2 separate regions of the Homo sapiens genome follow, and region 2 is linked to region 1. A link is a loop called in an ENCODE intact Hi-C map of the cell type or tissue named here. Cell type or tissue: heart right ventricle. All regions are shown on one strand. Each heading gives the region's core, and the rest is flanking DNA. Links, peaks and the distances in the headings are about the cores only. Region 1 has its middle 130 kb from the start of LINC01163. Region 2 has its middle 10 kb from the start of LINC01163.

Region 1 (8,339 bases), core at 235-8,234:
TTTTTCTCTTCACTTATTAAGGAATGCAGAGATATCTCTCCAGGTCTGGTAAGTGGATATAAAGAGATTCGGTGAATTCCACCTTTCCTGGTGCTACAAAATGCTCATCTCATACATTAGGCCCGACTAGGAGTGGACATAAGTGTGTTCTAAGAGGCGAGCTGCTTCCACCTCAAGGGGTGGGGGGGGAGTGCTGGCCAATTCCAACAGGTGGATTCCTTTCTCAATAATTTCCTTCCCCCAGTAATCTGTCAATTATCCCCTTTTCTAGCAGTGATCTAGCACCTTCTCTGCACAGTACCCACCACTGTGTGCTGAGCTTAAAAATAAGGCAATGATGGCTCTTGCCTGCATGGAGCTTAGATGACGGTAGAACAAACACATATTAAATAACTAATTACATAATTTAGTTGTACAGTTCAACAGCTCATGAGAGCTACTACACAATGGGATAAGCTTTAATACCCAGCTTTCTGCTCTCCATCATGGCCTTTGCTGCTGGGACAAGGTATGGATTATTTTATTATTATTATTATTATACATCATAGTATTTAAAGTGTGGGGATTCTTGATGGAAACAGAATTCCTTCCAGGACACTATAATCAGTCCGTAGCTTCAGTTAGGAGTTCTCTTCTCTGATGTATTTTTGCTTTGAGATGCTGTTGAACAAACCATGGGTCCTTCCACTGGAAGGCATTTTCCCAAAATTTTGATTGCGAGAGGAACGGTGTCTTCCAGTGGATGTTCCCTGGATGTGCCTGGTGTCACCTGCAGGTTCTGCTCCCACCTGGCCACTGCAAGGGGTATGCGGGGGGTGGGGCATCACACACACCTTTCATTGTTAGTTCCCTTTAGGACTTTTGGTGGTGTTTTGGTGAGATAAGTAAACAATGGAGCTGAAATCACCCTTTTCCTCAAATATTTTGCTATTTTATTAAACTTAAGTGCATGCAGTCACCATCTCCATTGTTACCAAAGATGGTAACTTGGGAAGATTTCTAACAGAGCTGTAGAGAGGAAGTAACTGTGGACAGGAAGTTAGGGGATTGTGGTTCCTGTCCTGCCTTTTCCTCCACTAGCCCTTTGTCTCTTCCTTTCTCTGGGTCTCACTTCACTCTTTCTAAAAGGGGGTAGTTGATCTAGGTACTAAAACCAGAAAACGTCTGAAATATTTTGTAATTTATAGGATAAGGAGACTATTAGAATGAAAGTCTCATGTTGGGAGAACAGAAGAGGAACAGAGCAGTCAGAAAAGGCAGAAAAGGGAGGGGAAGAGGGAAGGACAGCTGAAGCTAAAAGGCCACACCCAGAAAGAGGAGGAGCAGAGGAGTGGTGGTGGGTGGCACGCATGATTCCCAGTGGAAACAGCATGGAATGCTGATGCACTGGTGCATGGAATGTTTTAAGACAAAGGTCACACATTCTACAGAATCAAGGTTGATTGCCTTCCCATCTGCCTTGTTTCTGGTGGGACTGTCAGATGCATGATATCATCAATGACAATGGAAATGGTGTGTTATTCCTCCCTTGCCCTCTCTTTTGGCAATGCTTTGTGTTGGGACAAGGAGGCAACATTTTCCATTTACTGTAGATGCTTTACATCTGTCACTTCTGTGAGGGTTTGTCTTGCCCTTCATGGATGTTGCCGTGTTTGCTATAGAAAGTGGAGGTTTTGAATCAACATTTCTGTTAACCCAGGGATCATTGCTTTCAATACATAATTATTCATTGTGCTCTATTAGAAAATCTTTTTATTTGCTAAAAATGTTTGAAAAAGAATATGCCCTAGAGTCTTTCTGCAGAACCATCCTGTTTTTCTGGTGCTGTCTGTTTGGCCTCCGTGGGGTGGTTGCTGGGTGCCTTTGTCTTTGCAGTGATTATGTAGATAGATGAGGATGGTGGGGGGATTTGGTGGTTCCTACGGTTATGTTGTACTGCTCAGAAGGTCCCATGACCTAGACTGGGGAGCAGTAAGCTACTGAATAATGTTCTTGACACTTGGAAGAGGCCTCAGCAAATGTGGTCAGTTAGTTTAGCCCTGGTCCCCAAGGGTAGCATCCCTTTCCTTGACTGGCTGCTTTCTCAAAGTGTGTGTCACTATCCCTGCTGTGCATGGATTGCTGAAACCCACCCTCCCTGGCTTTTCCCTGCAAATAGTTCTAGACTGACAGGCAGAAGGTGCAAGTGAGGCAGGGGAATAGGGCCCAGAGGCAGGGAACCTAAAGACTTCCCAGAACTAAATCAAATGGAAACACCTCAGCTATGAGAGAAATACCCTCTTTACATAGGGCATACGCGGAATAAATTACTTTGTACCTTTACTTGCTCCTCTTCATTTACATAGGGTGTAAACGAAGTAAGTAACTTTGTAATTTAACTTTAGCCTCTTCATTTACATGGGCATACACCAAGTAACCAATGGAAACCTCTAGAGGGTATTTAAACCCAGAAAATTCTGTAAGTAGGCCCTTGAGCCACTTGCTCAGCTCACTCCCACCCTTTGGAGTGTGATTTTGTTTTCAATAAGTCTCTGCTCTTGTTGCTTCATTCTTTCCTTGCTTTGTTTGTGTGTTTTGTCCAATTCTTTATTCAAAACGCCAAGAACCTGGACACCCTCCACCCAGTAACACCAGGACTTATGTGAACTTGGACACTCTCCTCCACTGCTTAGCTTGGGAGTGGGAGTTACTGTACCTCTCTTAAGCTCAGTTTCTCCATCTATGAAAATGAGGTAGTCAATGGGGTCATTTCTAAAAATGTCTGTGATTCACCTTCCCTACTAATGTCTGTGATTCACCTTCCCTACAATGCTAAAGAAAGCCATTAGCAGTGTTAAATTTATATCACTATTTCTTCATGAAAGAGGAGATTGAAATGATTGTTTGGGAGGTGCATCATGTTGAGTCTGACAAGGCTGACCAGAAGGCCGGCCTGTTGACTAAGGCCAGTCAGACCTGAGTCTGCGATCTCTAAGCAGGGTCACTGCTCAGCAGAGGCAACTCTGTTCTGTATCTGACAACTGCACTCTAAGGAGATTTGAGCAAGAAGGGAAGCACAAGAGAGACAGAAATTAAAAATATGGAAAATAGAAAAGGCTGTTGAGAGAGAAAAATCAATGAAAGTCCAACCATAGTTATACACAACTCACCTGTTCCCCAGATGATGGACTTTCTCGGTTTTAGGGAAATTTGTATGCAACCAACTCACATCAGAAGCTTTAAAAAGCCATTAATTTCGGCATTATTTTTCTATTTCAAAACCAAAGTGAGGATTATAAACAGTTTAAAGAGCTTTAAAATGCTAGCACCGTTCATCAGAGACCCCAGTGAATACCCAGAAGAATATGAAAATGGACAAGGTTCTGTTTCATTCCTGAAAGCTCCCTGAACCTTCTACTTTTTCATGCCTTGATGTTGGTGCCTATGAAAAGCAACTGTCCCCTGAGGTTCCCGTAAGGGGCTTCAATGGAAGTCAAGCAGAGTGGGTGAAGGAACAACACTGACTTGAGTTCTCTCTGTGTTTCTGATGGTAGGAAAAAAACTTCTAGATTATCTCACAAACACATAGAAAACATAAAAAGAGGCAAAATTATGCAGAAGCATATAAATTATGTAGATGATGGAAAGCCTATGCAAAACATGATATGTGCACATAATAGCATATTTCCCCTGGGGCTAATTGCATCCTTTGGGTACCTTTTGAAGCATCTGAATATTCAGAAGAAAGCAAATTTATTATAATTTGAAAAATACCACAATAAATAAGGCTGAAAGAATAACGCACATTGTATTGGAAAGGGGAAACTCACAATCTGGCCATTTCCCCCAGTTTGACCAAAGCGTGGAGTTACCGAATGCAGTCAAACCTTGGTGATACGATTCATGGGAGTGTTTCTTTTTCTTCCATAGTTTCTTCTCCCAGGTAGACAAGTTGTGCAAAATCCATTCACTCATTCAACAAATATTGATCTGTCGCCATGACAGCATTCCTTCACATTTTTACCATCCAAAAAATATTTCCTGAGACCTGTAACATGCCCAGCAGTGAGCTATCCCTTGGTGGAGCTTGTGACATAGTATGACAGAGAGGCTGAAGGAAGGGAGAAAGACCACATGTAGGAGAACTAACAGGGGCTGTTTATTCAGAGCTCAGAGCTATGGCAAGGGGGTTGGCCACTGTCACTTGTGTCTGGCAGAGACTCCAAGGCAGGCGGAGGAGTGGGGAAGCTTTGTGATGGAAACGGAGGCTCCAGGGGCACCCTGGGTGTGGGCTGTTAGCCTCGGAGAGCTGAAGGGCACTCATTAGAAGAAGATCCATTTGGGGAGCACATTTGGCTTTCCCTGGCTGGTCCTGAGTTGGAAACAGGAGTAAAAATAAAGGAAATTGACAGATATCAACAAAGTCTTTAGCGTTTGCGGCCAACTGCTACAGAGGTTGAGGGTTAGAGTTCTATTTTTATAGATGGTTTGGCCATTGTTTGTTTTCTGTTCAGTTTCCTAAGTCTAATCACCTGATAATTACTTGTGGGGCTTTGAAGGCACAGGAGAGGGCCTCCTGCAAAGGACGGAGCCAACGTGGTGTATCCAAGGCCTCGTATTAGTCAGCTCCAGCTGCCGTAACAAAGTGCCACAGATGGGGGCTTCAACAACACAAATTGTTTGTCTCACAGAGGCCAGAAGTCCAAGATCAAGGAGTCTGCAGAGTTAGTCCCTTCTGAGCACCCTGAAGGAGTAGCTGGAATGCGTGGATGGTTTTAAATCTAGATCTATTCCAAGCCCATCTTCTGGCTTCTCACAGCCTCAGGCGTCCGATCCTTGGCTTGTACATGCTGTCACCCTGTGTCTTGCCATCATCTTCCCTCTATGCATGTTATCTTTGTGGCCAAATGTCCTCTTATAATAAGGACACTAGTTATATTGAATTAGAGCTCATTCTAGTGGCCTCATCTTAACTTGATCATCTGCAAGAAATGCAAATAAGGTCACATTCACAGGTCTTGGGGGTTAGGACTCCAACATTACTTCATGGACCCAATTCCACCCACAGTCCACCGAAAGGGAGTTTGCCCAGTTAGGGCCTGGAGTTCAAGGCAGACGAGCCTAGAGGAGCAGGAGGGGCCTGAAGGACCCTCTCTCCTCTAAGGGTGGTGCAGTGTGGTCACTTGAGAGCTGGCAGGAAGCATAGGATCCCCAGACACCCTGGAACAATTCTACCGGAATCTGCATTTAAGGGGTCCCTGCCATCCCCATGACTTAATTTGTCTACTTAAACAGGTTAAGAAGTCTTAATGGAGATACTGTACGGAACTTGGGAAAACTAGGAAATCGTTTTGAGCAGGGACTGGGCTGGCACTTTTTAAAAAGTCAGTTCTTGTACTTAGCACTGCAAAATAGTTTGTATCTATGAAGGATATTCTATCCTAAACCAGCATTCTTCATTAGAACTATTTGAAACTTTTCACCCATAAGAGCTGGGTGGGGACCTTCCCTCCCCAACTCGGATCACCAAGGACAGCTGGAATAGGGAATCACGAAAACACGACATGTCGGTGTCTTCAGGATATTTACAAAGAGCAGTGCACACAGAGTCGATGCTGTCCATCTCAGGAGCTTGCTCTTTGTACCTGAGTTAGACACAGTCCAAGATTTAAAACCATCCATGCATTTCATCCGAGGAGTGGGAGAAATCTGCCTTGCCAGTTGAATTTTAGAGGACATTTCAAAAGAAGCACCTGAGGAAAGGAGCCACCTTCCCTCAGAATTTCCCATCCACTCATCCTGCCCCCAACTCTTCCAGGCTGTGAGAGTCTAGGCCAAAACTGGCGGCCAGATGGAGTTGTCTCCAGCCACCTCTCCTTAATGGCATACAGCCATGTTCTGAATGACGATGTTTTGGCGAACCACTGACCACATGTACTGTGGTAGGTCTCATAAGATTAAAATGGAGCTGAAAAATTCCTATCACCTAGCAACGTCATGGTCATCAGAACACAGCACAACACATTGGTCATGTGTTTGTGGCAATGCTGGTGTAAACAAACCCGCTGCACTGCCAGTCAGGTAAAAGTGCAGCACAAATGATGTCCAGTACCTAATCCTTGATAATGATGATAAACGACTATGTTACTGGTTTATGCATTTACTATACTATACTTTTTGTTGTTATTTTAGAGTGTACTCCTATTTATTAAAAGAAAAGTTAACTGTGAAGCAGCCTCAGGCAGGTACTTCAGGTGTTCCAGAAGAGGCCATTGTTATCAAAGTCTTCTGTGACGGGTTTGCAGCTCCATGTCTCTTATTGCCCCTCAAGAACTTCCAGTGGGACAGGACGTGGAGGTGGAAGACAGGGATATTGATGATCCTGACCCCGTGTAGGCCTAGGCTAATGTGTGTGTCTGTGTCTTAGTTTTTAACAAAAAAGTTTAAAAAGTAAAAATAAAATAAAATAAGAATAGAAAAAAGCTTTTAGAATAAGGCTATAAAGAAAGAAAATATTTTTGTATAGCTGTATGATGTGTTTGTGTTTTAAGCTAAGTGTTATAACAAAAGAGTCAAAAAATTAAAAAGTTTATAAGGTATAAAAGCTTACAGTAAGCTAAGGTGAGTTTATTATTAATGAAAGAATTCTTTCAAATAAATTAAGTGTGGCTTAATAGTGCAGTGTTTATAAAGTCTAAAATAGTTTACAGTCATGTCCTAGGCCTTCACGTTCACTCACCACTCACTCACTGACTCACCCAGAGCAACTTCCAGTCCTGCAGGCTCCGTTCATGGTAAGTGCCCTACACAGGTGCACCATTTTTTCTTTTCTACCATTTACCTTTTCTAGGTTTAGATACACAAATACTTACCATTGTGTTACAATTGCCTACAGTGTTCAATACAGTAACACATTGTACAGGTATGTAGTCTGAAGCAATAGACTATACCATATGGCCTAGGTATGTAGTAGGCAATGCCATCTAGGTTTGTGTAACTTCACTCTGAGATGTTCACAAAAAGATGCAATCACCTAGCAACGTATTTCTCAGAATGTGTCCCCATCATTAAGTGAGAATGTGGAGAAGTATGTGCATACATATACACATATACTTGTGTATGCGTGCACACACACACACACATACACACTGTCTTTGCTGATTTACACTTGAATCAGAAGCTTAAGTGAAGCATAAAAATGTCTAGGCAAGCCATGGTTGGTTTACCGTTGTTCCAGGGTTGAGATCTCAAGATGACCGTGTTTTCTGGGTGCAGGTGAGTGACTCCTCCTTGTCCCACTTGGTCGGGCTGGCTGTTAGCATCCAGGGTGAACATTCCTGATGCTTTTCAGTGGACAAGAGAGCTGATGGCCTCTGTGATAGTTGATGGCCCCACAAATGGGCCATGGCTTTACACAGCCAGTGCCGCCTGCAGAGAGTGGAATTTTCCAGGCAGTGATGATAAACAGACCCTCACTGCTTGAAGATCAGAAAAGGTACTTAAGGTTCTCCTCATCTTGGAGCAAATGTCTGCCTGCAGAGGCTGGGAAGTTAATTAATCAACAGCTGACATTTAGCTGTGAATGTCCTTGGTCACTGGCAAAGAGAAAGCAGAGCCCTGTGTACTAGGAACCCTGTGTGCATGAAGCCTTGTGTGCACACACAGCCCTGTGTGCACACATAGCCAACGCTGTGCGCACAGAGCTGTGGGCTGTGAGAGTACAGGCAGATCCTGATTCTACTGCTTCTCTGATGGAAACCAGGCAGCATAACTCAGTCCAGAATTATTGATGACATACCTTAAAAAAAAAAAGGCTGAAGCCTTTCTCTGAGGAGCTCGAATGTCCCCAAAGTAAAAAGCTTGACTACTTCTTCCTTTCCAGTTGTGATGAAAATGGGGATTAGTGGGATGTTAGAGGCAAAACCTCATCTATGAAGTTATGAATGAATAATTCTAATTTCTTTCTGAGTTCTGAGAAATCAGTTTGTTTTACATAGAAATGCAATATGTTCTTGATCTCTATGTATGCGATTAGAATTTTTCCCTCTACTTGGTATTTGTTTCGTTACCGAATGAAATTTTGAGCTTATATTTTTGGATATATTTCACCTCATGCATTTCAATGTCTGTTTTCTCCAAATCTCTGCTTCTAAAGAACACTTCAACCCTATCTTTTTTTCATACTAGCTTTAGAATGTGGAGAAGTAGGTGGAGATGCTTTCTTTAAGATTCCGACTCTCATTGGAGCAGACACTCCACCATCTCATGAATGTATTTGGAGGAATGTGCCAATTTTTAAGATAAATGATGATTGCTTAGTGCCGCTAAGAAAAAATGGAATTGCCATGCCGGCCTCAGCA
Region 2 (8,339 bases), core at 294-8,293, 140 kb before region 1:
GTTATGTCCGGTGGGTCTGCAAGGGTGTCTGGGTGGTCTGGAAGGAAGGAAGCTGAGGGCTGTATAGGTCCATTGTGAAGGATCTTATATGTCAGGGTGGGGAATTTGTATCTGAAACTGTTGATAACATAAGTTTAATCCCAGAGGAGTTACATTAATTTCTCTCCTCTTTTCCTCAGCTTTACTAAAAAAAAGTCACTTGGAATTATGCGGTTGGGAGTTACATGTGTATCTGGGGGACTCACTTCTTTGAGAGAATCACCTATAAACCTCTCAATGGCATATAAGCAACACAGAGTCTTTCACCTCTCCTCACTGCCCCTGGCAAGCCCCATCTGCCCAGAGGAGCACTTGTTCACAGAGCAGAGCTACCTCAGAATCTCCAGCAACTCCTCACAAAGTTAAACATAGGATGACCATATGACCTAGCAATTCCACTGCTAGGTATATGCCCTCAAATAATTAAAAATAAAACAGATATTTGTACACAAATGTCCACAGGAGAACTATTCACAATAGCCAAAAGGTGGAAACAACCCAAATGTTTATCAACAGATAAATGGATAACAAAAAACAGTATATTCATACAATGGAATATTATTCGGCTGTAAAAAGGAATAAAGCACTCGTACGTGCTGCAATATGGATGAACCTCTGAAACATTGTGCTAAGTGAAAGAAGTCAGACACAAAAGGCTGCAAATTGTATGACTCCATTTATATGAAACATCCAAAATAGGCAAATCCATAGAGACCGAGAGCGGATGAATAGTTGTCAAGGGTTGTAGGGACGGGAAAGGGTCAGCTTCCTGCGCCCAGCGTTTTACTCAGGGGTGATGACAATGTTTGGAGTGACAGTTGCACAACATTGAGAATGTAAGCAGTGCCACTGAGCCGCACACTTTAACATGGTTAATATTATGTTACATGGATTCCACGTCCATGAGAAAATAATCCCAATGACACTGTGCTCCCTGGGGGCTCTGCCCTTCAGCTGGCAGAGGGCAGCGTGGCCCCCGGGCCTGGGAAGGGAGGGAAGGGAACCTGTTCATGGGTCCCCGAGAGCCCTCAGGGACCACGCTGCAGGCCTCCTGGGTGGGATCATTCTTTACGTTGTCCAGTGGTTATTTCCAAGTGGACCTATTCGACTCTCTAAATCACTTTCTTGAGTGCAAGAGAGTAAAGGGCAAAAGTTACTCCTTTCCTATTCTTTAAATTGCCAGGATCAATAGGCACCATTGATTTGAATTGAGAAATAGTTTCCAGGTAACATTTAGGAAGAATCATTGAGATCAGCACATGGAGAGTGACCGTCTGCTGCCCTCTGAGGGGACAAGCCTTTGGGGTTCTAAACTTCTAACCACCTCTGCTGGCTGTGTGGCCAGAGTCAGTGAAGCTGAGGTATCATTTGGAGAGATCATGGCAGCTTCTGCCCGTGAAAGGTAACAATTGGCCAGTCTGGTCCTCAAGCAAGCAGATGAGCCTTCATACCCTAAACTATACTGAGGGGCAGGAGCTCCAGGAGAGTCTGGATGCAGCCTCCATCCCTGATGGTCTTGCGCAGGGGAGGTCTTGTCTCTGAACAGTGGTCAGCTCCCGGGAGTGCTGGGGCTACCCCGGGTCTCCTGCTTGTGTTTGTCTGTCCATCAGAAGCTCAGCTGCAAGGTAGAGCCGAGGCCCCGTGGAGCTCTGGGCTAAGGCCCCTTTCTGAGTGATCTTCCTGCCACCACTCCTGGGGACACTTGCCTTGGAAGGAACCTGACCCTCTCCTTCAAGTCTTTGTCCCTGGCATTAGGCTGAGCGATAAGAGGCAGGGGCGACGCCATGCTCAGGGCAGTTCACGTGGATGACTCCCTGGCCTGTGTCTTTCTGCTACCATTGGGAAGAACAGCTGGTCTCAGAAGAGAAGCCGGTTTCCAGCCCAACACTTGAGGAAGGATATTAAAAGGAGAAAAAAAAATTATGTTGACTCCAAATGTCCTATTTTAGTTAGACAGCACACGAATAGGATTGGGGGACAGCATTGATCTTTTACTTATAATGCAGAACATTCAATGGATGGCAAAAATGCTTTTAAAAGGGGCCCATGGAACACTTTGAAAATATTAATTAGTGTGTTGAAGCATTCTGCATAGCATATCATAGTGAAACTGCTCCAGGGGGTTGCTCAGAATGAATTATTAATAAGAATCCCTCTCTCCCCCATGCTTCACACCCTGATTTTATGGGAGTTGGCGTGGATTGGGGTGTCTGTTAGATTCATTTGCTGCTCATTTCACACAAGTGGGGAGAGGTCTGTGTCATTGGGGTCACCCATGTTTGGGGCTCTTATGTCTGGAAAAGAAGACATACCCCAAAACACCAAAAACACACCCCGGAGGGGCAAAGGCAAGAAGAAGCCAGTGCTATCAGTGGCTGTGCTGGGCTAGGTACTTTATATACCAATTGGAAAACAAATGTCATGGCTGTGGGTGTGAGTGTTCCATTTCCTAAAGATTCAAGTCCGAAGGAGGGTGGCAGAGTCCAGGAAGCAGCAGCTCTTCAGACGAATCAGAAAAAATTCAGAGGCTTCTTTCCTCTGATCCCCACTTTGCCTGTACAACCCGTGAAAGAGGTCACCATTCCCTTCCCAGTGGATCTCAACTGTGTTCACTCAGCAACAGCAAGAGTTCACCAAAGCTTACCAAAATATCACACCCCCTAAACAAGTAAGCAGTCAGACTCTAAGCTGAGAGTGAAACCTGCTTTTTCCTGTTTTACTAAACATAGATTTGTAGAAATAGAAACATATTAGTAAAGGCATTTTGCTTTAAAATTCTAAACTAATCCAATCAAGGATCATAGAAATAATTATAGTTGTGCAAAATTGAACAATGAGGATTGGGGGGTTAATCTAGTTATTATGGGCATTCCTTGCATTGGAAATAAGCCAAAGCGTGCATTCACAGGGATGCCTTAGACAGCTCCTAGTTTTTCTGCTTTTGTTCCTTCCCCATCCCCCATTTGTTTCACACTTAGAATTTATGGACATCATATTTTTTTCTCTTTAAAAGTAATGTGCAGATAGGTTGCCGAGAAAAAAGCAAAAAAAAAAAAAACTATTTCTGAAATGATTGAGATTTTCAACATTATGGAAATGTAGGTAATCAGATGAAATAGTAAATTTTCCACTTTAGTTTTATTGGAGTCTACTGTTTTCAGGATGTAAAAGAAATGGCCTTTCCAGTTTAAAAATGAATTAGTAGACTGGACTTCTTTGTGTAATAGGTTTTACTAGGATAACTCTGGTCTACTGGGCCATGTATTTCCCCCCAAAAGTTTGAGGTGTCATGTTGGACTCCTTTGTTTTCCCTTCCAGGGAAAACCACAAGCCATAAGCTTAACTGGAATTTTCATGTTGACAACTTGTGCAATTATGAGAGGAGCGGGTCATTAGCAGTTGACTGTGCTCTGGCAGGGAGGGAAGCCAAGAGCTGTGCAAGTCTTCTGAATCAGCCGCAACAGCGCCTCTGCTTTTTATGAAGTTAAGAGCATGACAGATCTTCCTGAGGAAACCATCCTCGCACGCTTGCGGACGTTATTGGCGCCACGTCCTCTCCAGTGGGTTCTGTAGCCAACTGATTAATATTTTCAGCATGTAGACGACCTCCAGTCCTTCTGAGGCAAATTTCTCTCTCTCCATCCTCCTTTCCCCATGTCTTTCCTCTTGGAAAAAAAAACACAAAACAAAAACCACAAGGCTTCCCCGCAAAAGGTCTCTATAAAATTTTATATCCCTGGTGCATTATTATTATTTTATTCACTTCATTACATCAGAATGAAGCCCAGTTTTCAAAGGAAAAAAAATGAGCTCTGCAAATGGTTGAAACAATATCTGACCTCCGCCCGGTGGCGTCTGATAAGGTTTCTGCTTTTTGGAGAGAGTGACATGGTCGGCCAGTGGGCAGAACCCGCTGTCGAGCTCTGAGCGAGAAAGGGAAAGGAAATGAACCTGCCATCGGCCGCCACGGCACCCACTCCACACATGGACAAAGGAGTCTGCAGTGAGCAGTGGTGTGTGTCCTGGAAGGGGCCTGCTAGAAATTTGAAGTTTTATTTTTATTTATTGTTTGGTGATGATTTAAACACCCCATGGTGCCGAGTCATAAACAGAAAGAAAGCCCACATTTGGCTTTTGTTATCAGCTAGGAGAATTAAGGGTATTTTTTTCCTTGACTTTTTTTTTTTTTTGAACAGCCCCAGTGCCTTGGCCGGCTTCCAGTTCAGGTAATTACATTCTGTCTTCCTAAATTCCCTGGTAGCTCCAATTGGGCTAGCTGCTCTTCACTCCCTCCTGGAAGCTGATGAGCGGGTGCCTGGCGTCGAATGGGGTGGCATTCCAATAGTGGGTCCCAAGGTGTTCTGCTGGAAATGCACTTCGAGCAGATTCTGCATGCAGGGCTTGTGTGCAAATGGAAGTAGGATTATTTATTACGCTTTTCCATCAGCAGCTGCCAACCCGAAACTATCTCTGAATGACATTTTAAATATGAAGGCCAGGGTCATTAGGATGATTACATACAAAGGTCCATTTTGTTCACCTTTAAAATTATTGGGGAACTGAAATCGGAGTTGGGGAGCGAGAGGAAGGGTAACACATCCCATAACAGGGATGCTTCATTTGCCACAAAATGGCACTTTTTTTTCCTGTGTACTTTTTTGCTATGTCTTGATTATAATTGAGGATTTTGGGGCTTTTTGTTTTTGCTTTTCAAAGATGAATGGGAATAGGAGCATTTTCCATTTTTAAAAATAAAATTACATCCCTTTTTTAAAAAGTCTGAGATTCAATTCATTTAAAGGTAATCCTTCCAATACTTATTGAGCACCTACCATGTACCAAACGTTGCTGAAGGTTTATTTTGGCCACATAAGCACTTATTGATTTTATCTTTTTCATTTATATTTATTTTAATTATGGATATCAATATGTTTTTCAAAAAACAATGGAAATAATTTCCATAAAGTAGCATCTGTATTGGTAATCAAAGTATGAAATAACATGCTCCTGTTTACACAGTATGTAATAATGCCTTATGTAGACAGCTGATTTTTACTGAAAAATGCTTCCCAAGATTGAAATCAATATATGCCACAAAACAGAATTTAGGATGTATTCTGGAAGACGAAAAAGAAGATCTGATGTATAAAAATCACTTTCATTTTACACATGAACATAAGTAAAGTGATCCTTTTTCTAGTTACCATTAGAGATTGAGGAAACTGCTCCTATTGTCAGTTCTGTTTGTTTCATAATTTCTACCAAACAAGCCTATGAAGGTTTAGTAGGCTGTGCTTCTGAAAGAGATCAGTTTTGATACCCTGGGCATCTGCCTGACTTATAGTCCTATCTGAGTTCTTTCCACATACCTGACAGCAGACAGATCTTCCCGGCACCTTTAATTTTTATTTTTTATTAGCTTTCATTTTTCCAGCCCTGTATTATTCCACCACTAGGTGCCATAAATTGATGGCACTATCCATTTATGTGGCATGACCAAAGCCAAGCCGATGAAAACTACGATCATGCTTGACGTCCAGTCCTATCATCCTGTGTTAGATAATAATTTCTTTTTGCCCTTTTACTCCCCTATAGAGCCATTCTTTATAAAGCATTGAGTCAAGGCAGATATTAAACAACTCAATTCAGTACTCTCGTTGGGGCTTGTAACTCTAGCGAATTGCATTTTTTCCTAATTACAGGAAAAATAGCAAATTGGCAAACATCAGGAAGTGGGTACACCTCCTCTGATTTACAAGGAAGAGTGTAAGGTGACTTTATAGCTCAGGAATTCAGTGAAATAAATTTATGGTTAGAAAAATTCATGTTCTTTATGTGATGAAGGTCCTTTAACTTTTAACACGCTTCTCCAGTTAAGCTGAGCAGGACTCACACGGAAATGGCTGTCTACAGCTGCCGCAAATTGATTTATCCCCAGATAATTGTCAGAGCTGCAGACCAAATTGTTAGAAAGAAACAGTTCTTTAATTTCAGTGTTTGCGGCTGTCTATATATTGTTTATGCAGATTCCTGTTGTGTATGAGCAGAGATTTGTGGTGGCCTAACTATTCCGGGCAGTCAGGGTAATTCTCTCCAGCCCAGAGGGCCCACACTGTTGATGGCAGCCCGCTGTCACCCCACTGGGGAGTGGTCTCTGAACACCTTTCCCGCAGGATTTTGCCACTTACTTCAACTCCTTCCTTTGTGAGTTTCTTCATTTGTGAAATCCTTCAGAGTCAAGTGATCTGTGTGAGAAACTGTGGAGTCAATGTCTACAGCAATACTAATTTGTGTTTGGAAAATTATATCTTGAGAATCTGCTGAAATTGTTTGCATCGTGAGAGGGAAGGATTCGCTCCATTTGAGTCATATCCCTGGGATGGCAGAGGCATTGCCCCAACCTTGATATTGTCATTGCCTCTCTGGGGCTTCCTAGCACAACTCTGCAGCTCTGGAAGCTGAGTGACACACCAGTTAATGTGGAGATGTGTATCTTTATTCAATAAATATTTCCTGAACCTACTATGTGCAAAGCCAGGAAAATAAAGCAGACAAGTCCTCTGCCCCCTCAGAATTTATAATAGATTGAGAAAGATAGAATATAAAATAAATGAATGATTGCATAATTAATGACCAGTTGTGATAGGCACACCAAAGGAAAAAATACAAGGAGTTTTAAGAGGGAAAACAGTGTTGCCTGCTGCAGGGGGCTCAGAAAGTGATGGCATTTGGCACCTAGCACTCTCTGCTAAGTTCTCTCGGCCATCACCTTTTTCTTTCAGCACAAAGAGTCTTGTGCAGACACTCCTGAGAAGGGGACGGGTCACAGGCTTGTCAGCATGAGGCTCAGCGGGGCTTAGCCCACTCTGGAGCCTGTTCCCCTTCCCAGGCTACCACGTGTCAGCGCTGGTCATCTGGGCTCTCTCCTGCCCCTGGCAAGGACTGGTCATCTGCAGCTGTGCACTCTTTGGGGGGCACCAGACCTCATGTGGAACTGCCCCTGCCCCCAAGACCCTCCCACCACGATGCTGCTGCTCATCCCGGCTGGTTTCCACCCTTGGGGGTGGGGCGAGACTTGCCTCTTTCCTCGGTAACTAGTTGCCCAAGCTTGGACCCTCTTCTCCGGCTCCTGGTCCAGATGAAGTAACGAACTCCTCTGGTCTCCTGCATGTAAGATTTGATTGTCCACTTTTTTAGAGTTTTAAGCCTAGATGTTTGTGTCTGATCTTTTTCTGGGTAGTTGGGGCCAGAGGCAGGGAAGTCTAAAATGTTTTCATTTCTTAATATAGCTTTCTCCTAGAGAAAATACTCACAAATATAATCAATACCAAAATAAAAATATATTAACAAAAAATGAGTTTCTAATAAAAAGGTAAAAAAAGCAAAAAATTACTCTAAAATAACTGAATTTTATGAATATTTTTCTTCTAATAAAGCTACTCGGGAGGCTCAGGCAGGAGAATGGCGTGAATCCGGGAGGCAGAGCTTACAGTGAGCTGAGACGGTGCCACTGCACTCCAGCCTGGGAGACGGAGCGAGACTCCGTCTCAAAAAAATAAAATAAAATAAAATAAAGATTTAAAAATTTAAGATAAAAACTCAGATACATAGACAAATAAGAATTGCATATAACTGAGGAACAAGGAGGCTCTGTCATAAGGGACTAATTTAGTTTTTCTTTCAGTTCAGCAGTGTTTATTGAGCATCTACTATGAGAAAAGCACTGTTACCTTTCTCTGTCCCTCCCTTTCCTCTTCTCTCCTTGAAGACTGAATAGGACTTTACTGGAAGGCAAGCTGGGGAGAAAAGCACTCCAGCTAAGGAGTCGCTGTGCCAAATGCTGAGGGCCAGGGTCTGGGATAACTGGAGAACAGTGAGCCGTTTGCCAGGTGGTTCCCTGGGCAGCCTTAGAGGCGAATGTTTCCGAAGCCTTTCTAGAACCTTCGACACTCACCTGTCCCTTGTATCATTGCCCCTGGGCTTGTCTGCTGTAGGCTGGGTGCAGGACAATTCTGTAAAGAAATGCCAGTGCATGTCGGCGTCTTCAGGGTGGTGACCACACAGTGACTGTGACCTTAGATGAAGGAGGATGCCTCGGAGCAAGTGACCGTGGTGGCACCTGCCCACCCACCTTGTGTGGGGCTGCCTTTCTGCTGGACACACTTGATCCATGCTGTACCGGGAAGGCAGCCATTGTGGAGACTCAGTCACTCACTCAGCAAAGGTTTGTGGGACCGCGTATGACCATGGAAGACGCATCACACCATCCTGTCGTCCTGAGCAAATTCGTGCCTAACAGA

What was found. Hi-C counts contacts between places; a loop is a spot of excess contacts. Peaks named below come from ENCODE experiments on the same cell type or tissue, not always from the same donor. Only the 100,000 strongest peaks of a DNase experiment are listed, where the experiment ranks them.
Region 2: it touches region 1 in a loop (2.4-fold over the local background); 10 of 110 quality-filtered maps call a loop at or near these places.

The regions. Positions count from the first base shown.
Region 1 is chr10:128,410,459-128,418,797 of GRCh38, forward strand. No RefSeq gene overlaps it. Among named protein-coding and RNA genes, the nearest start is that of LINC01163, 130 kb to the left of the region's middle. In heart right ventricle, for the core only: no CTCF peak of the experiment used is centred there; no DNase peak of the experiment used is centred there; H3K27me3 peaks cover 271 bases.
Region 2 is chr10:128,271,659-128,279,997 of GRCh38, forward strand. No RefSeq gene overlaps it. Among named protein-coding and RNA genes, the nearest start is that of LINC01163, 10 kb to the right of the region's middle. In heart right ventricle, for the core only: no CTCF peak of the experiment used is centred there; a DNase peak (open chromatin) is centred at 3,504; H3K27me3 peaks cover 4,966 bases.